2 separate regions of the Mus musculus genome follow, and region 1 is linked to region 2. The links are chromatin loops, found by intact Hi-C in ENCODE. Cell type or tissue: heart. All regions are shown on one strand. Links, peaks and the distances in the headings refer to the core of each region. The heading gives the core; the rest is flanking DNA.

Region 1 (12,292 bases), core at 3,793-6,292, 170 kb before region 2:
ATTGAAAGTGGCGTGGCCCTTCTGAAGCCCCCTTCCCAATTCCCCGGGGCTCCATTTCAGATGATCTCTCTGCTCAGCTGTTCCTGCTGTGTCTCTGTAGGACTGTGGCCCTCTAAGCTCCCTCTCAGGTTTTGTTTGTTTGTTTTTTTTTTAAAGTCTTCTTGGGAAGAGAGAATATAGATGTTGAAAGAGTAAATGATTTAGGCAAGGAATTTAAAGATGTATCTATTATAGAGAATTTTAAAGGTAACAGATTACTATTTACTTACTAATGAACAGATAGGGTCTGGGAGTCCCAGAACACCAAGCCAAAGGTTGAAGAAATCACCTTTCAAAAAGTTTTAATAATGAATTTATTTCCTGATGTCCAGGAAAGGTTTGACTGGCCTCCAGGTTACGATTTTTTTTTAAGCAATTTAACAGGGCTGGGGATGTAGCTCAGTTGGTGACACACTTGCTCAGCATGCACACGTCCCTGGATGTCATCCTCCACCCCCCCACCCCCCAGTTCTGGGGGAAAAAAAAAGAAAAATTTACTACTAAGTCCTTCCTGTGTGGAGAGAAAAGGGAACTGCATATAGAGCCAGTGCCTCTCCATAGGCCTTCTGCTAGAACAGAGTAAGGCAAGCACTTGGCACTGCATAGACTGCACTTCTCGTAGTTTCCATCTGAATGCAGCCCCCCTGTCCGTGCCTCTCCGCATGCAGTTAGATTTGGACAAATAAGATTCCTGAGGAATGACTCTCTTAATTGCGCCGCGGTTCCAGCTTTATGTAAACACACACACACCCCAGTTATAGTTCTAGTTTGGAGATGCTGCTGCCATGTTGGCCTCAGGTAGGCTGTGTGATGTTTTCACCACTCAGAGGCCGCCAAGTGTGGGGCTGAGGTCTGGCCTGAACCTTCCCTGTATGGTGTCTTCAATACCAACTGTCAGGATGCCTCTCTTAGGCCCCTGCCTTCTCGTAGTTTCTGAGAAGGCCCAGCAAAAATGCTTCCCACCCTCAGTTAATAGTAACTGATTCTACTATTTGTAATCTTTCAAATGGACACATAGAAATCTGAACTCTGAAACCACATCCAGACCAGATACAGGGCAGTGTGACGGTCACACCCGCAGCCTTGGCTTTGACCCTTGCAGTCCTTGGGACAGGATTCAGGCACCCTGTTAAGTCTCCAAGGCATCGGTCAGCTTTCCAGTCCTGCTGTTAGCGAGTCTGTGTTTGCCAATACATACCCACTGTACTAACGTGCCAAGTGTTTATTGCACATTTGCTCCCACTGTGTCCCAACAACCCCAGCCCCTCCCCTGCCTCCTCGTGCCCTGGAGTGCGTGAGGAGACCCTCACTGGGGTGGAGGTGGAGGGAGGCACACACTGCCTTGACTCCTGCTGTCAGGACGGTGTTGTGTGGAGCAATCATCCTCATAGATTTTATACACATAGTAATTTCCCTTTTTATATGTCAGGTAAATATTTGTAAAAGTTATACTCACACAAAAGAAATTATTATGATAATTACTAATATATTTTTTCCATGTTTCATTGCCTGAATAAAAACCGTTTACCACTGTTGCATCCGGGGTGTGTTGTCTTCCCTGGCCGTCAGTTTTCTTACCCATGACTGTTTACTGAAGCCTCCGGATTTCTGTCTGAATACAGAAAGCGTGGCATTTCCTTGCTCTCGTTCTCCGGGGCTTCATGCATTTCATTGGGCATGTAATTGAAAATAAAACAAACTCTGGAATTCCGACCTCGGCTGTAGAAACCACCATGACGGCATCTGTGCAACACAACTTTTGCTGAGTGCTCTGTGGTCTCGCCAGAAGTCGGTCCACCCTGGCGTTTTGTTCAAACCCGCAGAAGCAAAGCTGCTCCAAGCTCTCCAACTTTCGGAAGGGCCCAGGTGAGCAGGAGCTGGGTAGAAAGTAGCTGGTGCTTCATGCGTTTCCTAGGTCTGAGTAAGGACTTTACACACACTAGTTGGGCGGGCTCTCCATCTAGGGGTGGGCCAGGGTAAAACTGGAAGAGAAGAGCGGATAGCAGAGGAATCAGGAACTCCCTTCCCTGCTTATTTTGAGGCTCTGCATACTACTCGCCAGCCTGTGGTGGTTCTGGTTTTGGGGCAGTGCAGGGCACTTTGTCCTTCTCACCAGTGTGTTCTGGCTGTAGAGGAAATGCTAGCTACAACAGGTCTCATTTTCTTAGCATTATTGGGGAGATAAGATGAAAATTTGCCGCCTTAGATAAACCATCTTGTTTTTTTTGTTTTAGTCAAAAGTAGGAGCCAGGCATGGTGGTGGTGCACTCTTTCAGTCCCAGCACTTGGGAGTTAGAAGCGGGTGGATCTCCGTGAGTTTGAGCCCAGCCTGGTCTACATACAAAGCTCAAGGACACTCAGGGCTACATGGAGAAACTCTGTCTCAAAGGAAGGCCCCTTTGCCTGATAGAAGTCTTTGGCATGGAAGGATGAGGCAACAGTTTAGCCTTGGTTGGGGAGAGCACATAGGCCCCTCGTTTAGGTAGAGAATACTAGCAGGGAGCTGAGATTCTTGAGTTCCCAAGACTCTCTTTTAGAAGCATTGCCTATGAGGCAAGATACTCCTTGCGACCATCCTGGAAGCTGTGATCCTGCCTCCTGCATGTTGGATTACAGGCTCTATCTAATTTCTCTTAAAATCACAAACCCCACCTGAGATGTGTGTACTAAAAGCGGCCACACCGGAAGCGCATGTTCCCTTTGGCTTACATGGTCCAGAAGCATGACGTTGCTAGCCCATATTACGGTGACAGAAGAGTCTGGCTTTCGATCCCAGACCCAGTTCCAAGTCTAGGCTAGATATCATGCTCTGTACTGTCTTAAGTTTTTGCTTATTTTATGTGCATGAGTGTGTGGTGGTTTCAATAAGAATGACCACCATAGCTGGGCAGCAGTGTCGCACGCCTTTAGTCCCAGCACTTGGAAGGCAGAGGCAGGTGGATTTCTGAGTTCAAGGCCAGCCTGGTCTACAGAGTGAGTTCCAGGACAGCCAGGACTACACAGAGAAACCCTGTCTCATGGGATAGGTGGTGGTGGTGGTGGTGAGAAGAATGACCACCATAGGCTCAAATATTTGAATGCTTAAGTCACCCGGGACTGGAACTATTTGAAAGGATTAGAAGGGTTAAGAGGTGGGTGTGGCCCTGTTGAGGAAATGTGTCGCTGGAGGTGGGCTTTGATGTTTCAAAAGGCCCTGCCAAGCTAGGGTCTTTGTGCCTGGAGATCAGAGCGTAAAGCTCTCGGTCAGTGCTGCAGTACCTCTGCCTGCCTGCCTGTCACCACCATGCTTCCCTCCATGATAATGGACTGAACCTCTGAAATGCTGAACAAGCCTTCAACTAAATGGCTTCTCTTATAAGAGTTGTCTTGGTCATGGTGTCTCAGCAATAGAACAGTGAGTCAGCCAGGTTGTTTTGTGTCTGTGTCTGTCTGTCTGTCTGTCATCTGTGTGCCAGGTGCCCCCTGGAAGCCAGAAGAGAGTGTTGGTTACAGGTGCTTGTGAGCCACTGTGTAGGTGCTAGGAGTCCATCTCAGGTCTTCTGGAAGAGAAGAGCAGCCGGTGTGGTCTTAAACACAGAACAGAGCCTCTCCAGCCCCAGCCTGCTGTGCTTTAGATCTTCCTTAGTTTCCTACCTGACCAAGGCGACTCAGTCCGTCAACAGGTTCTCCAGTGCAGGAGTGAGGATTGAAGAAGCAAAAAGACAATTAGACAGCATTGTAGCACCACCCCAACCAGTTCTGAGGCAGAGGCGGGTTTATTTTCCCCCCAAACTGCTTTTATACCTTTTTAATTCCATGCAGATAATAAGGCCAGTTCTAGGTTACGGAACAAGCAGTATGATAAACACAAGTAGTCAAGGAACAAGCAAGGCAGTAAACAGAGGCCCCTGATCTCTACCGTGATGACTGTTTCTAAGGGCTTCTCAGGATGACTAAGAGAGCTGAGCCTACTTCTCTGTCCTAGCCCAAAGTCAGACTCTTGCCTGAAGCCTACTTCCCTGCTCTAGCCTAAAATTAGATTCTCACCTCAGCTTACTTCCTTGTCATGGCCTAATGTCAGATTCCTGCCTGAATCCCATTTCCTTCTCCTTGGCGGATATCAGATTCCTGTCCAGCGGCCCCAAAAGCTCTCCACACATACCCGAGTGAAGAGGAAACTAGGGTTATATTCTCCTGAGTTCTCTCTCCAGAAGCCAGTGTCATTCCAACCAAGTCTACCAACATTCCTATGGCTCCAGCAGATGCTGACCGTCTCCCTGAGAGACGCCTAACAGAGTATAACAAGTTACACTTCCCACATCTCAGCAGCACGGAGAGGTCTTAAGACAGCAATACATCACACATCCTCAGCTGAAAGACTTTGTGTAGAGTTAGGCGTTTTTGTTCTACACGTCAGAAATGGCAGGAAGTCAGTTCTTGTAGGTACAATTAGCATAGACAGAGGTAATAATATTTTGCTAAAGAATTAATATCCAAAAAAAAAAGAATTAATATCCAGACAACCCCCCCCCCACTGTGATAGCTGATACAGAGCACGCCTTCTATTTTGTTGAAGGGCCTTTCCATTTGTCTTGCATGACCAATTTTGAATTCCCCCAGAAACTGAATTTTTATTTTAATTTTTTAAAAAAAAATTTATTTGGTTTTTCAAGACAGGGTTTCTCTGGTTAACAGTCCTGTCTATTCCACAACTTGCTCTGTAGGCCAGGCTGGCCTTGAATTCAAAAGACCCACCAGCCCCTGCCACCTGAGTGCTTGGATTGAAGGTGTGTGCCACCATGCCCAGCCAATTTTCAACCAGATAACTGTTTCCCATGTGGCATCAGTTTCGGTGCAGACATGCACAATGACCACTAGAGGGCTTCACTCCCAAAGGCTTCCTACTGTTTTTCAAACTGCAGCTCAAAACTGTTTATGGAGGCTATGAATGAAAAGCTAACAGGGGCTGCAGTGAGTATTTGGTGTGCAAGCAAATCTGGAGGGTATGTGCTGTCCACAGCTTGTATCAGTCACACGTGGATTTGTGTATTGCTGCAGTTGAGGTTTTTTTTTTAATTGTGTGCTTCTGTGTATGTGTGCTCTCGTGCCTGTGTGTGTGTGTGTGTGTGTGTGTGTGTATTATATGAATGCCTGGTGCCCATGGAGGGCAGAAGCGGACATTGGATCCTCTGGAACTGAAGTTATTGATGGTTGTGAGTCACCATGTGGAACCCAGGATCCAAGCAGGTCCTTTGCAAGAGCAGCAAGTGCTTTTAACCACTCTGCCAACTCTCCAAGTTCAAGATTGTCGTCTTTAATTCCATGAGGAAGGGAGGCCTAGGAAGTTTGAAATCATCCTTAGAACTTTAAAGGCCCACAAAAGAGAAAACAAAACAAAACAAACAAAACAAAACAAAACAAAAAAATCTTTCCTCCCTTACACCAGCATAAACCAAGCTCTTCCCCTCCCGTGGCAGCAGAGGGCAGCCCGCTTAGGCTCAGAGCCCTGTTTCTGGTTAGGGCCATAGCTAAAAGGAACCTGCCTTGTGGCTGAAGGAATCCACATGCTGGGCTGAGGTGTAGCTGGGAATAGCGTGACTTGCAAGGGTAAGGCCTGGGTTCCATGCACAGCGCTGCAAAGTTAAAAATGAGACATTTCTTGGAACCAACAATTCGCTTGGATTCCAGGTTCTCAAAACAACTTTCTCTGCACAGTTCAAATTCTAAGTATCTCTATAAGCGGTAAGCCATCTTTTATCTAGTCTTCACTTGATCTGAGTCATTTTCTCTACCCATCAATGCCACTCTCCTCAGGCATATGTTAGTTAAGTGACTAAATGACAGAGTCATGTGTTAGCCTGATAAATATAGAATGGGAGAAAATTGAAAGTTGAGTCCTGGCAGGGAAGCAAGCCCAGGACAGCAGGCTCATAAGTGGGTAGAAAAATAGAGATTGGTAAGAAAATTAGGCAGTTGGAATATTTGTTAAAATAGCCACTAACTTCTCTGAACACCTTAACCGTGGGACTATTTTATACTTAGAGAAAAGCTGTTGAGGTCCTCCAGGCATCTGATCAGTCCTGGCTTCCAGCCCTTCCTGCCCCGGGCTGGTTGGGGTCCAGCAGCCTTGTCTCCATGCTTGGCCTCCAGGACCAGCAGCCCTGGAGGTGCCATCTTTCCCTCTTTGCTCTCCTTTTCTATCTTTCCCCTTCCTGTAGTTGCCCCTCAACTCCTCCCTTCTTTTCTCTCTCCTCCTTCTATCCTCTCCCGCTTCTTGCTTTTCTCCTTCTTTTTTTCTTTTTGCCACAGGAGGGATAGAGCTCTGCCCCTCTCTCTCTCTCTCTCTCTCTCTCTCTCTCTCTCTCTCTCTCTCTCTCCCACTCCTAAACCCCTGCCCCTTTTCTCAGACAATTTTCCAGGTCATGCTACAGAGTTTATAGTAGACTGTGTTTTCATAACCCTAAGTTGCAAATACTATTTTTTTTAAATCTCCATATGAAAAGTGTGACTAGCCCATGCCATGACAAGATCCCCAATAGAAACAACTTTAAAAGGATGGGCAAGATGGGTCCATGAGTGAAGGCACCGCCCACCAAGACCGAGGACCTGAGTTTGGTCCACAGGGTGGAGAGAGAACCAACTCCCACCAATTGTCTTCTGACTTCAGTTAAAATAGGAATAGAAGGGTTTGTTTTGATGTGGTGTTAGTGGATTCATTCTGAGAGAAGCAGGGCATGGTGGAGCCGCTTGGCTCTCACCTTGGCGCACCCAGAAGTCGGGGGTGTGTCTATAGACTGCCACTCTCCTTACTCTTGTTCCTTTCTGCCTTCCCAGACCACTAGATTGTACCGCCCATACTCACAGTGAGTGGGAAGTGTGTTTCACCAGTGTCCTAGGCGATACTGAATTTCCACAAGTTGACAGTGGCGGTTTCACTATCGCAAACATCAACCTGTGACAAAGCAGAACTCTGTGAACCGCCTGCTACCCAGGTCTCACTTCTGGAAGATTCTGAAAACTGCACTGAAGCAGAAGTTAATATTTTATTATTTTTTAGAGCGTCTGATGGGAACTGTGGGGAGGGGGGACACTGTAGTGATCAGAACTCAGTCACTAGTATCACACAGCTAGGCTGAGGAAGCTCTATTGTAGCTTGCTTTCCGTTTGTAAAACAGATGTTAAAGTAAAAATTTTCAAATATGGGGGCTGGAGAGATGGCTCAGCAGTTAAGAGCACTGACTGCTCTTCCAAAGGCCCTGAGTTCAATTCTCACCAACCACATGGTGGCTCACAGCCATCTGTAGTGGGATCCAATGCCCTCTTCTGATGTGTCTGAAGATAGCGACAGTATGCTCCTATGCATAAAATAAATAAATCTTTTTTTAAATGTCAAATATGGGTCTTTTACAGGCTAAGGTATATTGTATTTCAGAGTCACACTAGAATAGTTTCAGTGGTTGACAATGAAAGAGAGTTGACATATCTGTATTCATTGGACTTCAAAATCGGTCACGTGGGGTTGGGGTGGGGTGTGGCTCAGCCGTTGAGTCTGGCCTAGTGTCTGAGAGAATGTGAGCACTTGTTGACAACCTGGGGCTAAGGTCTTCAAGACCATGGAATGCACAAAGTCCATTCCGACCTCCTCTTTTCTTCTTAAAACTCAAGAGATGAAGATCATGGAAAAGAACTTCGTTCTCTACTGGGAAGAGACAAGATGTCTACGCAAAGTCACTCACCTCCCTAAACTGACCTGTATCAGCTAAGTTCCTGTTCCCCATCTTACTATTTTTTTTCTATCCCATGTGGCTTATGACTTCATGTCTAAAAGTGTCTCCTCTCCACTGGTTCTCAACCTTCCTAATGCTGCAGCCCTTTAATACAGTTCCTCATGCTGTGGCGATCCCCCATCCGTAATATTATTTTGTTGCTACTTCATAGCTGCAGTTGTGCTACTGTTATGAACTGTGATGTAAATATCTGATAATGTAATGAATATAAATATCATGACCCGGAGGGGTCTTGACTCACAGGTTGAGAACTGCTTTTCTTGGTCCTTATTTTTCTTGTGAGGTTACTTAAGAACGTGTAAATAAAGTCTGCGTGCTTTTCCTTTGTTACTCTGTCAGACATCAGTTCCAGCTGGACGCTGTAGGAGAAGGGAAGAAAATTTACCTCCTCTGAAACGCTTTTAAACTCTTATTTTTAAAACTGGGTTAAGTACATTTATTTATGTTGTGCTGGTTGTATTTTTTTTTTTGTTAACAGTTAGGGTAGTCTGGGAAAAAGGAACTTCATCTGAGAAAAAAACACCGCTGCCTCCACCAGATCAGCCTGAGGCATTTTCTTGGTAAATGGGTGAGGTGAGAGAGCCTAGCCCACTGTGGGTGGTGCCACCCCCTAGGGAGGTGGTCCGGGAAGAAAGTTGGCTAAATGAGAGCCTGGAGAGCAAGCCAGTAAGTTGCCTTCCCTGTAGTCTCTGCTTCAGTTCCTGCCCTGACTTCCTTCACTGGTGAACTACAGCATATGTCTAAGCCAAATCAACTCCACCCCACCCCCCACCCAGAATTGTCGTGTTAGCTTCAGTTAGTATTTTTATGACAGCAACAGAATGCAAATTAAGACATGTGTGTTTATGTGTTCATTTTGAGGCAAGGTTTTACTGTGTAATCCCCTGGTTGGCCTCAAACTTGCGATCCTTCTGCCTCCGTTTTCAGTCCTATCTTTTAATACTAAAGGCAATTCCTGAGGGCCAGAGATATGGTTCCATGAGGAAAGCGTGTGCCACATAAGCCGTGTGGAATCCTGGGAATCCACATGAAGGTGGAAGGAGAGAACCAACTCCACAGTTACCTTCTGACCACCACTCTTAGGCCACAACACGAGTCCACACACACACACACACACACACACACACACACACACACACACACGTGATGATGGTGATGGTGATGGTGATGGTGGTGATGATGATGATGGTGATGATGGTGGGGATGGTGGTGGTGATGGTGATGATGGTGATGGTGATGATGGTGATGATGGTGATGATGGTGGTGATGGTGGTGATGGTGATGATGGTGATGATGAACAGTGACTGAGTTTTGGGATTCTAGGCATGTGCTGCACATCCATAAAATTATTTCAAATGAGAATATAAAAACAACCCCCCCCAATATGGTAGCATATGCGTAGAATCCCAGTATTTGGGGAGGCATAAGCAAGAGTTCAAGACCAGTCAAGGTTATATAGCAAGACGCTCTAAATTTTTTTTTTAAATCAAATTTTTAAAAAAAAGTAAAAAGTAAAAGAGGAGGAGAAAGGGAGGTAACGAGATGGTGTAAGACTCATGCTGCAAAACCTGATGCCCACAATCATCCTCTCTCTCCTCTCTCTCTCTCTCTCCTCTCTCTTTCCCTCCTCTCTCTCTCCTCTCTCTCTCCTCTCTCTCCTCTCTCTCTTCTCTCTCTCCTCTCTCTCCTCCCTCTCCTCCCTCTCCTCTCTCCCTCCTCTCTCTCTCCCTCTCTCCTCTCTCTCTCCCCCTCTCTCTCCTCTCTCTCTCCTTTCTCTCTCCCCCTCTCTCTCCTCTCTCTCTCTCCTCTCTCTCTCCTCTCTCTTCTCTCTCTCTCCTCTCTCTCTCTCCTCTTTCCCCTCTCTCTCTCCTCTCTCTCCTCCCTCTCCTCCCTCTCCTCTCTCTCCTTTATCTCTCTTTCCTCTCTCTCTCCACTCTCCTCTCTCTCCTTTATCTTTCTCTCTCCTCTCTCTCTCCTCTCTCCCTCTCTCTCTCCTCTCTCCTCTCTCTCTCCCCCTCTCCTCTCTCTCTCTCCTCTCTCTCTCCTTTCCTTTCCTTTCCTTTCCTTCCTTCCCTCCCTCCCCTCTTTTGCACACACATAAATAAATAACAAGAAAAATGCACATATTAACAGAGCAATTTAATGTTCTGAGCCACATAGACATTGTGCAATGTTTAAATCGGGTTAAACATATCTGCTGCTCCTCAGATATTTGTTCTTCATGTTAAAATACCAAACAGAAGCGACCAACTCCCCCTATTGTGTAATTTATTGAAAAAGAAGTGAATGTTTATCCTGAGCACCAAATATTACTGCCAGATCACAGAGACCATGAGAGACCAGACCCCAAGGGAACAGACCATGAGAAGACAGATCTGAAGAGACCAGAGTCTGAGTCTGAGGGAACAGATCTGAGAGGCCAAATACTGAGAGACTAGACCATGAGAAGACAAAGTATAAGAGACCATCCTCAAGAGGACAGACTTTGATAGAGCAGACTCTGAGGAGAGAGACCCCCAGGGAACCCTGGGAGACCAGATCCTGAGAGGAGACCATGGGAGGCCAGCAGCTGACAGATGAGATGGTGAGAGAACAGACCCTGGGAGACCTGACTCGGAGAGTATAGACCCTGCAAGGACAGAGCACAAGAGACCACATTGTGTGACCAGATCCCAGTAGGCTAGATTCAGGGGAGTGAGACCCTGAGAGAGAGAGAGACCAGACCTTGAGCCGATCAACCGTGGCAGGACTGACCTTGGGAGAGCAGACCCTGTGAGGACAGAGTCTTAGAGGTCTGGCTCTGGCATGACAGACCCTGAGAAACTAGACTCTCTGAGACCCAACCCTGAGAGATCTCCAAGCTGACATGAATAATACAGGCACTGTTTGAGCTCACATATTAATTGTGGCAGAAAAAGGATAATTTCTTCAATCCTCTTTCCACAGATCTACTTTCACTGTCTGAGTGCGCCGAAGGAACCTAAGGGTGTCTCTATGAACTTTAAACTTAAGCAAGATGTAGCTATAGCTGAGACATAGATCATTTGCCTGGGACCCAACTCCCAGCACAAAGGGGAAAAAAATAGAATGAAAAACATATCATTATTTTGACAGATACACTGAGTTCCTGCAGGGTTCCCTTGGAGTTGTGCTGCGCCCACCGAGGTGACTGTTTGTGGTAGCCTGGGTGCACAGATGTGACTAACTCAATAGCAGCCTTCATGAAGGAAATCACGCCAAGTCTCCGTAGCAACGTCTCCCAGGCGCACGGATGCGTGACTCTAGTAACAGCAATTTGGAGGGTGACGTGGGAAGATCATGTTCAATAGAAACATCATGGGGATGGAGAGGTTTGAAATCGCTCTTGGAGGTCTGGTTGTATTCATTTTTCCTCCCTTCTCTTTGGCGACCACTAAGCTCCTTTCAAGCATATGCAAGAACTCCTCTGACCTCTGTGATTAGCCTTGTTCCAGGCCCTTGTTCCACTCCACATTTCCACTTGAAGAATGAGCGTAGCTCTTCTGACTGAGCCCCTCCACCTTAGGAGGCCTGGTTTTGGAGCTAGCACAGGGAAGGTGACCTTGGGAACAGGGGATTTCAGAAATTAGGGGAGATATTTAAATGACTAATAGCACCCTGGGAGGCTCACTGGGACAGCACTGGACTAGCATGTACAAGGCCTGGGGTTCAGCCCACAGCGTGGTATGAAGTAATAAATAAGAGAGGCCTCAGTTGGCCCTGAGTTGCTGAAACATGGGGAAGCAGTGAGCAGGAGTCAAGTGGGGATTTTAGCAAAGGGAACAGGCTAGGAAGTGGTGGGACTGGAACCCTGAGTTTCCTTAAGAATGTGAGGGTAATTTTGCAGGGGGATGTTTATATAAAAACAAATCTAAAGGAAAAAAACTGACTGACATGCCAGAATGGAAATGTCACTGGGTTCCCAGCAGGACTGAGCTCACAAGTTAAAGGGGCAGGATGCGCTCCAACTCTTAAATGTATTTTTAAAGGCCCCTTTGGGTTTAAATTGGCTCCAGGAAGAAGCCAGGCCCTTCTCCCAGGGGAAGCATCTTTGCAAGCATGCAATAGAGGAGCCTAGAGGTTGGCTGTGTCCAATGGGGTAGCAGGTGCTGAGGGCAAGGGGCCAGGCGGAACGGTTCTGTTCATAGCAGAGTCAGTGATAAATTCTGCCAAATCCTGAAGTCAAATGTTTGGAATTTGAGAGACTCCCTCTAGGCCCTTGTTTATTCTGTTTTCCCGGACACTGAGTCCACAAGAGAGATGTCACCAACAGAGCTCACAAAGCATGCCCAAGGCTTTTGACTGGCAACCTTGGGAACCAAAGCCAGCATGGTGTGTCTGTTTGAGCCACAGTTCAAGTTTGCAGCCTGAGCAACTGAAGGCAGCAGGCTGGGCATCTCAGACCAGCTTCCTGAGGCCAAGTATGGTGGAGATTATATATATATATCTTATAAACTCAAATCATAAGT
Region 2 (12,292 bases), core at 6,589-9,088:
AAACCAGAGGAAGGCATCAGGTACCCTGGAGCTGGAGTTTCAGGCAGCTGTGAGTTGTGCAGTGTGGGTGCTGGAGACTGAACCCGGGTCCTCTGGAAGAAGAGCAAGTGCTGCAAACTGCCCCCCACCTCTCCAGCCCCAGATCAGTGTTTCATAAGTCTGGGGTACTGATGTCTGTGTTTTCAAAATAGGAAACCTTGTTTGTTGTTCTCTGAAATAGACCTGTGAGAGATCCACTTCTTAAATTTCTAGTCATACCAGAGAGCTTTACAGGTACAATTTATTAACTACACTCTTCTGCAATGCAGTCAACAGACCAAAAGGATATGAGAACACCAACAAGCTTCTTGCTGGGTTCAGTGCTGTTTGGGTGAGACTGAAGGACACCCAGAACAGTTGCCTGATAAACACTTGCTTACAGTAGCCATTCTCCTGGATCTGCCTCCTAGTGCTGGGACCTTGAGCATGTCCTTTGCATATAGCCAGACCGTCTTGGTGTTGAAGCACCCCTGCCAGCACAGTTCTCTCCTAGCTTCATGCCCTTATCTCCTCCTCTTAAAAAAATACATGGAATCCATTAGTGCTGCCCGTTTGTGCATGGGTGTGGAGCCATCCAGTCTCTGGAGCATGGGCCACCTACGGATTGCTGCACCCTAGAAGAAAATGCCCATCCCCCGGCCCCCAGCAGCCATTGCATGTCAGTAGCTCCTGAGCTAGGGGGGTGTAGGCCTGGAGGGTTCTTCCCATTTTCCTTCTGGAATTTTCACTGTCTCTGTGTGTGTGTGCATGTAATGCAGCTGTTCTTAGTTTGTAAGAGCGATAGCCATGTCATATCCGGAAGACAGTGTTTCGCAGTACTCTCTCTCTGCCTCTCACGTTGTTTCCTCCCTCGAGGCTACTGTGTTTTTTCAGCCTCAGGCTAAGAGTAGGGATGATACATTGCTGCAGTTAGGGTGTGTATCATGATCACCTTTTCTCAGCACGTTGACCAATTATAACTTTGTATTCAGGGCTGCCTTCTACAAAAAGAAGAGTCGTATGACGAGATTGAGGGCAGCATAACTCTGTGTGAAGCCACTTGCCCTGTGACCTCAGAACCTTCCCATAAGTGGCCTTTGACCAGGTTTATAGTGTTAGGCATGTATCCCTTTCTTTACAGCAAGACAGTAAGCCTCACACCTGACTCCTGTAACGTACCTGCCACTGTGGTACTGGTGGACACATCTTGACTGGCAGGTGGCTGATTGTAGTGTGTAGAGCCCAGGCCTGAGGAAGACCCTTGGGACTGTTTGCCTGTAGCTCCCAGAGCACCTTCCACCACTATGAAGGTTTTCCACTGGGAGGAAGGCTTTAGGCCAGTTGCAGCTTGGTTTCTCTGTGTCCCTCAACCAAAAGTGTATGACGTCTTCAGCGCTGAATTTCGTTGTTTATGTGTACCTTGTTTTCTTGATCTGTTCAGAACGTTCAGGGGTGCCATGTCCTTGCTGTTGCGAATGAAGTGGCAGTACTTCTATTTTCAGTGTTTGCCCCTTCCCCCAGTGACTGATTTCCGTAGTACCTGTACCAGTTTTCTCTCCTTGCAACAGTATATGAGCAGTGGAAGAGGCTTATAGTACCAGGCAGGCTTTCTTTCCACTTGCCAAAGCCAAGTCCGGTTAGGTAGCTCTTGGTTACCACTAAAATAGAATGGTAGTAGTGTACCTTCAGGGATATCTTTGGTGTTGACCATTGTTTTGTGAGTCATACCCATCACACCTGGGTGGGACTGCTGATTGAATGCTGAACCTGAACCACTGAAACTGCTAGAAGAAAACACAGGACGGGCAGCATCCTGTGAGGTACAGATGCAGGACAGACAGCATCCTGTGAGGTACAGGTGTGGGACAGGCAGCATCCTTGTCCTCTGAGCAGGTGGGACTCCCCTTGGGGATCCCTCCACCGTGGCATTTCAAGTCTCTTTGAGGCTAGGCACTTCCTCTCCCACTGGGGCCAGTCAAGGTAGCCCAACTAGAAGAACATATTCCATGAAAGGCAACAGCTTTTGGGATAGCCCCCGTTCGAGTTGTTTGGGACCCACATGAAGTCCAAGCTGCACATCTGCTACATATGTGTGGGAGGCCTAGGTCCAGCCCGTGTACGTTCTTTGGTTGGTGGTTCAGTCTCTGAGAGCCCCAAGGGTCCAGGTTAGTTGACTTTGTTGGTCTTCCTGTGGAGTTCCTCTCTGTCAGGGCTGGCAATCCTTCCTCCTATTCTTCCAAGTTCCCTCCACTGTTTGGCTGTGGGTGTCTGTATCTGTCTGAGTCAGCTGCTGGGTGGAGCCTCTCAGAGGACAACTTGTTCCTGTCTGCAAGCATAACAGAATATCATTAAGGGATCTGTTAGGGATTTGTGCTTGCCCATGGGATGGGTCTCAAGTTGGATCTCTTATTGGTCGGCCATTCCCTCAGTCTCTGCTCCATCCCCAGTGCCTGGACTTCTTATAGATAAGATACATTTTGGGTTGAAAGTTTGGTGAGTGAATTGATGTATCTATTAGTCCTCAGGAGTTCCTGCCTAGCTACAGGAGGCTGACTTCTTCAGGTTTCATATCCCCAATGTAGTGAGTCACACTAAGGTCACCCAGGGCAGCCTGCTATCCCAGGGGGACCTCCATTTTCTTGCTGCCTTCCCCCCCTGCCCCCCCACCATCAGACCTGAGACTCCTGAACCGTACAGTTAGCCCATCTTCCCTGCTGGCTGAGTGCCCTGGGCCAAGCCAAGCTGCCCTGAGCAGCCTGCTATCCCAGGGGACCTCCATTCTCCCACCACCTTTACTCCAACCCCATCAGATTCCTGAGCCACACTAGATTTGGTTTCTCTCTGCTGTATGTAATTCTGTTTTCCCGGCTCCATGTGCTGAAGATGCTATGTTTTCTCCAATGTGTATTTTTTGGCAACTCTGTCAAAAATCAGACGACCTTATTTTGTATGTGTAGACTAGAGCACCCTGTGTCTGGGCCCTCTATTCTGTCCCATTAATCTCCATTCTGCTTTTGTGTCGGCACCATGCTGTCCTTATACCTGTGGCTCTGCATGAAGCCACGCATGTTGATTCCTCTACAGGTATTCTGTTTGTGAAGGATTGCTTTGACTAGCTGGCATTCTCTGTGCTTTTATATGATTTCTAGGATTGAGTTTTCTGTTTCTGTCACTGGAACTTTGATTGGGATTGCATTGACTCTCCAGCTTGACTTTGGAAGGCTGTTTCCCAGCATGGTTCTTAGGACCCGTGCATGGGAGGGCTTTCCATCTTACAGTGGCTTCAATTCCTTTCTTCAGTATTTTAAAGTTTTCACTATACACAGCTATCATGTCATTGGTTAGGGTTATTGTAATGTAATTTAATTTATTTTATTTTTTGAGGCTATTGTTAATGACATCATTTTTTTCCCTAATTTTTTCTCAGTATGGTTGTTACTGGTGTGTAGGAATGCTGCTAATTTTTGTATACTTATTTTGTATCCTGTCACTGAATCTTTTTTTTTTTTTTTTTTTTGGTGCCTTGCTCTAGGGTCACATTTTCAAACATTGTTTATGAGAAAAATGGGGTTCAACTGTTGAATAGGAAGCCTCTTTAAATAGCCTTTGCTACGGAGTGGGCACTGCAGGTTGTAATTGGGGACTTGTGTGTAGGGTAAACATACGCTGGCATAGCTACTATGGTTGTCTGGTGAATACATTCTCCTGACAGCGTTATCCCATGATCTGGGTGGAAGCCACAGTCAGTGAGAACAAGGCAGCAGTTACAAGCCTGTCTTACTTGATGGCTACCCGTTTCATACCTGGTTATCCCCACGGACGTCTCCATGTTCGCTGCTGCTAACTTTCCTGTTAACTTAGCCAGCTTTGACTTCTCTTTCATTCTCACGTGCTTCCTTGAAATCATCGACCCCTCTTCCTGATCCCAAGGATGCCATTCTGACCTAGCGTCTGTGGACTGGATTCTGGGAGAGCTCTGTTTCAGTCTTCCTGTTTAGCTAGCAGCAGTGCTGAGCCTGCTGATGTGAGTCAAAGGATGTGTGTGTGTTGTTTGCTCTCAAGCTTAGTCACAGTAACTGTGTTTCATTCAAGAGCCATAGTTCGTCGTGGTCTCTTCCATCTTTGCTCAGTCTCTCATTCATTTTCTTACTACTTCCCTGAAGGGCCACTGGCTTCCTTATCAATCCGAGGGCATGCCTCCTGTGCCTCACAGTTTTGTTCATGGTTTTCTTTCTGTCTGTGATGTTCTATCTCCAGATTTCCAGTTTTGACTGAAGTGTCATGATGTGTGAAGTCTTTGGATTGGCCAGCCTCCCATAATTCTTTGCTTCCATTTTCTCCAGACTATCACCACCTTCTCTCATTCCAACTAAATTATCCACCAAAGTTTGCAGCCTGCTACATTCACTCGTGTGACTTTCACGGGAATGGTTTCTGCCGTGTTCATGGTTCTGTCCCTTGAGCTGAGGAGAGTCCTGATGCACTCAGATCTCCAGCATGTCCTGGCGTCTGAGCGCATGCTTAGTAGGCTCAGCGGCTCCCACAGAGCTCCAAGAGCAGCGAGGAAGCTGCAGAATGGGCTCTATTGCCCAGAACCTGTGGGGGAATTGTTCTTCCCACAAGTCAGTTTCACCTTGGCGTTACTTTTTAATTATATGTCTTTGTATACACATGCCTGTCATACATACATATTATCAGTTATAGATATATGTACATAGTGGAAAATAATACATGGTATATATGCATATATTATATGATACATAGATGCATATTATAAATAACACAGGTATGCTATGTACATTATATTTATATACATATATGTGTGTGAATATATGTATATGTATATATATGTGTGTGTGTGTGTGTGTGTGTGTGTGTGTGTATGTAATTTAAAATCTGTAATGTGTCTGGGTGGGGTTGGCATATGGCTTTAATTCAGCACTCAGGAGGTAGAGGCAGGTAGATCTTTGGGTCTGAGGGCAATCAGGGCTACACAATAAGACTTTGTATTAAAAAAAAAGTAAAATTGAAATTTACTGTTTTTGAGACAGTCTTTCTCTGTAGCCTAGGGTAGCCTCAGTTTCTCTCTCTTGCTCAGTTTCCTGAATGCTGGGATGGTGCACACTGTACATACGGTGTGCAATGTTACTGTTGTCAGGCAGATTAACATATCCATTGTCCCACAGATTTACGTAGATTTCTTTGTTGGTTTTTTTGTTTTTGTTTGTTTGTTTTTTGTTTTTTGTTTTTTTTGTTTTTCTTTGAGACAGGGTTTCTCTGTATAGCCCTGGCTGTCCTGGAACTCACTTTGTAGACCAGGCTGGCCTCAAACTCAGAAATCTGCCTGCCTCTGCCTCCCGAGTGCTGGGATTAAAGGCCCGGCTCTTTTTGTGTCAGAAGAACCTAGAAACTATTCCAGTACTCAAATGCCATGTTTTCCAAGGTAGTGATGTCGGTACTCATGTCGTGCATGTCCCCTGCACTGGCCAATCCTGCACGTCTGATGGCATTATCCATTCACCTCTACATCCCCATTTACTCCCTTCCCGCTGTCTTAGTTTCTACTCTTTGTTCATCTTTTTCTTTTCTTTTACAATTTCACATATGATTGAGGTTGTGTGATATTTTTCTCTTTTGTGTCTAGTTTATTCTACTAACATAAAACCCTCTAGACTCATTTATCTTGTGGCAGATAGTTTGGGTCTCCTTTTCTGAGGCAGAAGAATATATGTGCACATACATGTATATGCGTGCACAAGCACACATGGCAGTAGAAGCACACACATGTGTAATGGGATGCATGCATGCATACTGTAGTACGTTTATCTGTTTGTCCATTCACGAGCACTCAGGCTCTTTCCAGGTCTTGGCTTCAGTGTCTAACCCTGAACAAGAGAATCCAGATGTCTTTATGATGGCGAGCTCATTCCTCTCGGGTTTGCAGCAGAGGATGGACTTCTGGCATCTCTGTTAGTTTCCTTAGGGATACCTTGCTGTTTTCTGCTGGCTTTGCTTTTTTCACAGCCTTACCTGGACTTTTCTTTTAGGGTTTTGTAACAGCCACTGGAACAGGGCTAAGGGATGGATGGTCTGTGGTTTGCATTGCATTTCCTTGGTGATTAGTGATGCTGGCCACCCTCTTCATGTAAGCTCTTGGGCATTTATTGTCTCCATCTGAAAATGTGCATTCATGGCCATTTTCTCATTTCTGAGGTATTTTCTAATATTGACTTTTCCTTATACATTTAGTTACTAACCCATTCTCAGATATATGGTTTGCAAATATTTCCTAAGAAGGAACTCTTCCCATATACGAAAGAATAAAATTGGATCTTTACGTTTTGTGTACATGATGCCAAAATGTATTAAAGACCTAGGCACACAAGACATAAAATGGGGAAAATTCTTAATATTGGCCTTAGCAATGATGTTATATCCAGAGTTTAGGTTACCAGATAGAGCGATTGGTAGATAGACAGGTAGATGACTATCCCAGATAAAATTTTAACAAAATGTGGGTTTGTCAACAATTCCTGGCTTATACATACATTTCCTACAGATTTTCAAAAGTAAAAATAATCAACAGGACTCCCTGGTAACATGTAGTCATTGCGTGTGTGGGTTGGGTGCACGGAAGAGTCCTTCTGTGAGCTCAGTTGCTCCTCACGTGTCCTGGCTGTTCCTCATGTGTTCCTCACACAGGAACAAAATGGGGTTGGTTTGAATGCTTTAATAATAAACCCAGAGTCACCAGCATTGGGACAGTGTCACAGTAAGGAAAGAAACCAAAACATCTCTCCTGGATGCCTTTCTACTCAGTGAGCCCAGATCTGGATTCTCTATTTCACGGTGTCCTCTAACATCCCTGGCCGTCTGTAGATTGTACAAATTTAAATCTGTGTCTGCATGAATGCTGTCTTTGAACATGTCCTTGTCTCTGTCCTCCTGTGTCTGTCTGAATGTATACGTGTGTAGTGCGTGTGTGAGCATATGTCTGTCCTTAACAAAGGATTTGCTCTGTGTTTATTGAACAGCATAGAAAGCAACATGTAACAGAGTTTTAGAAGGGATAAAGTCGCTGATCCCAACTGACCCAGATAACAAACAATATTACAAATTCCACTGTTTATCTAATAGCATCTGTGTGTTCCATTCAGCGTTTATGGTGAATATTCACTTAGAGGATTCAGAGGATAGAGAGAGACAGAGAGACATATCAAGAGAGACAGAGAGAATCAGAGAGACAGAGAGACATACCAAGAGAGGCAGAGAGAGACAGAGAGACAGAGACAGAAACCCAGAGACAGAGGGACACACACACACATATGCACACGTGCATGCACATGCATACCCCCCAGAGACAGAGAGAAAAAGAGCAAGAGAGACAGACAGAGACAGAGACAAAGAGAGACAGAAAAAGCTATTCAAATCTATGAGCCCATGAGGCCATTCTCATTCAGAGCACCACAGTGACTGTGGACAATCTGGAATCACCCACTTGTGTTTTTCTCATGGCTCCCAGTCTATGCCTGGGGGAGGGGAGGACAAGTCATGCTGTAGATAACAGGACTGGGAAGCACACAGTAGTTTCCGGCAGTTGGAATGTAGCATTTTTGAGAAATAAAAGCTCAATTCTGAGTGAGACTAGGTAAGTTTTTAAGGTCCCTGTAGATTGAAAGGACTGATTTTGGTTCCGTGTATTAACAAATGATGTGCTTGAAAGATATTCTCATGGGGCACAGCACAGTGTAACTTTAATGGTGAGCTCTATTTACTAAGTGATTCCTGTATTTATTAGAGGTAGATGTTCTCATCTTTGCCTGCTTTAGTTTATTTTCTGCTTTTTACAGTATTTACCTCTTACTGGTTAAAGATATGGCTAAGAGCTTTTAAAGACTGACTGTGATGTGAGATCTCTTTCTTACTATTTATTGTAGCGGGTCCAGAAACTTTAGCAGTTGCAGTGCGGAGGACTTTGAGAAGTTAACGTTGAATAAGGGAGGAAGCTGCCTGCTTAACATCCCGAAGCCCGACGAAGCCTACAGCGCGCCCTCCTGTGGTAATAAGCTGGTGGACCCTGGAGAGGAGTGTGACTGCGGCACAGCGAAGGTCAGTCCAGTCTTCCGGGGAAGGCTGTGGGCTTTCGTGGTCAGTGAGGCTGGCTCCTGTGTTGGGCGTGTGTTTCTGGGACTGGTCAGCTCCTGGGAGCTTAACTCTTGATGCCGTGACTTCATGCAAGCACTGTGGTTCCTTCTTTTTAAATTTTACTTATCCATCTCTATCTTTATTGTAGCTATTAGATTGTTTGTTATTTTGTTAGGTTCCTTTATGTGTTTACCATTCTGGCCCTGCTATTAAAGATGTATTTGTTGAGCTGGATTCATTTACTAAGTGAATCGCAGCTGACTAATCCTCCAGCATCTGTCAGTGTCTGCATTCTTCCTCCTGTAAGCACTTGTGTTGGTCAACCGTGGATCCCACAGTTGACAGGGCCCTCAGCCGTGCCCACCTTCACTGTTACTGTTGTCCAGCCATGTTCCTCTCAGTGTACCCAGTGAACCTTCTCCCCTTGGGCTGCCATTAGATCCGGGACATATTTGTTCAGATGTGAGGCCTACTGTGTTAGTCTCTGTTTTTCCTTGCCTGACCATAAGAGAAAACTCAAGGTCTTGAAAGCCTGCCTGTATCCTAAGAGAAAACCATTTCCTTGTCTTATGTGATTGATGTATTCCATGATTTCTGTGAAGCCTCTGGAGTCTCCTGGCCGACAACTAGAGAGGAAATTTCTCCTGCTTAGAACTGGGGCGTTGTTAGGTAGTTTATGGCTCTTGGAGGGACCATTATTGCCTCAAGAGTTAGCACTTAATTTAAACTGTGTATCTGTACATGCACATAACATAAATGTTATATGTAATTTTAGGTAAGCATACAACAATACATCCCCTATGTCTTTTCCAAACACCCTCAGTGTGTATCTCCCACTCCCTCCCTCACCTTCTCTCTGCCCTCTGCATGCTGCCCTTTCCTTAAGTTTTCTCTGCGCATGTCCCCGGTGTCTAAGGCTGCAAAGCAGGCTTCCCTGCATGCACCTGCCGTGTGTGTCTTGGGATATATGTTCAGCTCTTTGCGTTTATTGGAAAATTGCGTTATTTGCTACTGAGTTGTCTTCTTTATCTTAGATAGATATTATTTGTTAGATACTTGATTTGCAAATGTCATCTTAATAGTTCTCCTTCACTAATGTACAGAGTCTTAGAAGCACAGAACTTTGATTTTGATGAAAGCCATTTGTCACTTTGGCCTTTTATGGCTGATGCTTTGGCTGCTCCCACTTTGTACAGATTCTCCCCTGGGAGGTTTCTAGTTTTAGACTTTACATTTAGGTCCGTGAGCCATTTTCACTTAGTGATGTGTGTGTGTATGTGTGTGTATGTGTGTTTGGAAGTATAGGTTGTAGCTCATTTGTTATAATTTTTGCTATGTGATAGACATGCTAACAACCCTGATTTGATTCATGTACTTGACTATATAAAATATTACAAGGTCTCATAGATGTGTAAATTTATTACATGTTAATTAAAAAGAACAGTTAATTTTAGAACTTTACTATGAAGTAATTGTAGGCAGATAAGAGGTTGTAGAAGAGTGCATAGAACTCCATGTACTCCCCTGCCTGTCGCCCCAGTGGTGACAACTTATAAGGTTGTGACACATTTATAGGATGTTAAGATTACTGTTTTTGTATAGGTGTCTGTGAGTGGGAGGTTGGAGGTGAAATGTAACTGTCATGGAACAAAGCATGGTGACAGAAGCCAAGGAAACTGCTGCTCAGTATAGAGTGTGTGCTTAGCATGTGTATTTAGTGTGTACACGGCACGGAGGCCAGTCCTCACCTCCCATCCTGTAAGAAAAGGACTAGTTTGCCTATCCAGAGACAAGAGCCATCCCGTGGGTAGTGGGGCCCTGAGCAGGGAGAGAAAGGCATCCATGGGTATTTACATGGGCATCTGTGGTGCCTCAGAATTCATGTGTCAAACCTGCAACCTGCAGTGTAGCTGCACTGGGCACTGGCGTCTCTGAGGAATAGGAGGATGGAACCCTGATCCACTAGGGCCTTTAATAACATTCGCTCCAGTTCCAGCTAAGAGAGGGCAGGGCGCCCAGAGTTCTCTGTGAGAACTGTCATCTTGCATTTCTAGCTTTCAGAACTGGGAGAAGATATATGTCCATTCTTTAAGTCCTTCAGTCTTTGGTATTTTATTATGGAGTTATCAACTGTCTTGTGAAATATGTTGAGACTTAAATACTTGCACTAGAGACTGATGTGTCTTTTTTATTATTAATTTTTAAAATTATATTATTTATGCCCCAGGGAAGGAGGATGCCTGGGGAGTGGGGTGTGGGGAGATGGGTGTGTCTTAAAGCACAGCTAGGCGAGCAGGCTGTGTCGAGGTCAGCTGAAATCACAGGCAGAAGAAGAGCTTTCCTAATGCTGCTGCTCTCAGGGGCTGGTTTATTTATCCGTGGTCTTTTTCTGTTTGCAGGAGTGTGAGGTGGACCCATGCTGTGAAGGAAGCACTTGTAAGCTCAAGTCATTTGCTGAGTGTGCATATGGCGACTGTTGTAAAGATTGCCAGGCAAGAACTTCTACCTATCAGGGGCAAATCAGAGAAGGAAAATGGATATCTGGAAATGCATCCTCTGAGAGCACTGCATACCATTTTTATCAGAATGTATTTTACATTTCACCCACTTCTGTGCATTTAAACTGCACTTTTTATGATGAGGGGCACATTGAGCGAGTTAGTTTTGGGTGCTGGGGATTAAACCCCAGGCTTCCAGGGCTTCTTGCTTGCAGGTAAACACTGTGCTGTGAGTTATGTGTCCATCTCTTATTTTCTTGATTCCCCTTTTCAAGTAACATATATCTGTTAAGGAAAACTAGAAAAATATCAAAGTATAGACTAGAAAATTAGGGGTTAATTGATGAAGAGGATCTGAACTAGATCCCCAAAACCCTTCTGAAACAACCTCCGCCCCCATCTCCCAAACCATGGTGGCTTGTGCTGGTGATCCTGGCACAGACCCTGGAGCTCTCAGCCTGGTTTCCTGGCCTCATCTCTAATGCTCAGCTATGCTGGCCATCCCCCCACCCCCAAATGCATTCACCGTGCAAACGCTGATTCCAGGAGTGCTGTCATCCGCCTATCGGACTGCTTCTGCAGTGTTCCTTGTGTTTGTATTTAATCTGTGTTTCCTTTGGTTACCTCATTTTATAATATGTTTGCATTGACTGTTTGGGGCTTTGTTCACTTTTGTGTTGGATGATTTAATGCTTGTCATTGGGAACTTTATATATACACCATGGTTCCAAATCTGATGGCTTTGTGGAAATTCTCCTGAGATTCCTGTCTGATTTGAACCTCATTACCTTAGTTCCTTCCAGGAGGCTCCATGTGCAGAGGGAAGACCAGTGAGTGTGATGTTCCTGAGTACTGCAACGGTTCCTCTCAGTTCTGCCCGCCAGATGTCTTCATTCAGAATGGATATCCTTGCCAGAACAGCAAAGCCTACTGCTACAATGGCATGTGCCAATATTATGACGCGCAGTGTCAGGTCATCTTTGGTTCAAGTAAGATATTTATAATCAATTGATTTGATTTTATCATCTGCTTGCCTTAGGCTTTTTGTTTGTTTGTTTCGAGACAGGGTTTCTCTGTATAGCCCTGGCTGTCCTGGAACTCACTTTGTAGACCAGGCTGGCCTCGAACTCAGAAATCCACCTGCCCCTGCCTTCTGAGTGCTGGGATTAAAGGCATACGCCACCACGCCCGGCTTGCCTTAGGCTTTTAAAGAAGGAATCAGACATTATTGATGAGGTTCTTGTATCTCCATTCTTCCTCCTTCTGTAGTAGTCATGGTCAGGAATTTCTATGTCTGATTGAGTGATTCAGTTGATGCTTTGTGTGTCTCTCTCCCTCTTTCCACTTGGTATAACACACAGTGTCTTAGGGTTTTCATTGCTGTGAAGACACACTGTGACCAAGAAGCCTTATAAGAAATAGCATTTAATTGGGGCTTACAGTTCAAAGGTTCAGTCCATTATTACCATGGCAGGAGCATGGCGCATCCAGGCAGACATGATGCTGGAGAAGGACCTGGGAGTGCTACATCTTTTTCTGATACAAACAGGAGAAGACTGGCTTCCAGGGAGCTAGGCTAAGGGTCTTAAAGCCATGCCCACAATGACACATTTCCTCCAACAAGGTCACAC

Evidence for each region. Peaks named below come from ENCODE experiments on the same cell type or tissue, not always from the same donor. Only the 100,000 strongest peaks of a DNase experiment are listed, where the experiment ranks them.
Region 1: a loop joins it to region 2, with 2.5 times the contacts of the local background. A loop is called at or near these places in 3 of 42 quality-filtered maps.

The regions. Positions count from the first base shown.
Region 1 is chr8:25,143,837-25,156,128 of GRCm38, reverse strand. Tacc1 (transforming, acidic coiled-coil containing protein 1) reads left to right here. Exons shown (of 13, transcript NM_177089.5): 13 at 1-1,577. Among named protein-coding and RNA genes, the nearest start is that of Mir8108, 9.2 kb to the left of the region's middle. In heart, for the core only: CTCF peaks have their summits at 4,889 (motif pointing right) and 5,523 (motif pointing right); no DNase peak of the experiment used is centred there.
Region 2 is chr8:24,977,786-24,990,077 of GRCm38, reverse strand. It overlaps Adam9 (a disintegrin and metallopeptidase domain 9 (meltrin gamma)), which reads left to right. Exons shown (of 22, transcript NM_001270996.1): 12 at 7,956-8,127; 13 at 10,563-10,655; 14 at 11,455-11,650. Among named protein-coding and RNA genes, the nearest start is that of Adam9, 33 kb to the left of the region's middle. In heart, for the core only: a CTCF peak has its summit at 8,084 (motif pointing left); DNase peaks (open chromatin) are centred at 7,517 and 8,107; H3K27ac peaks cover 1,067 bases.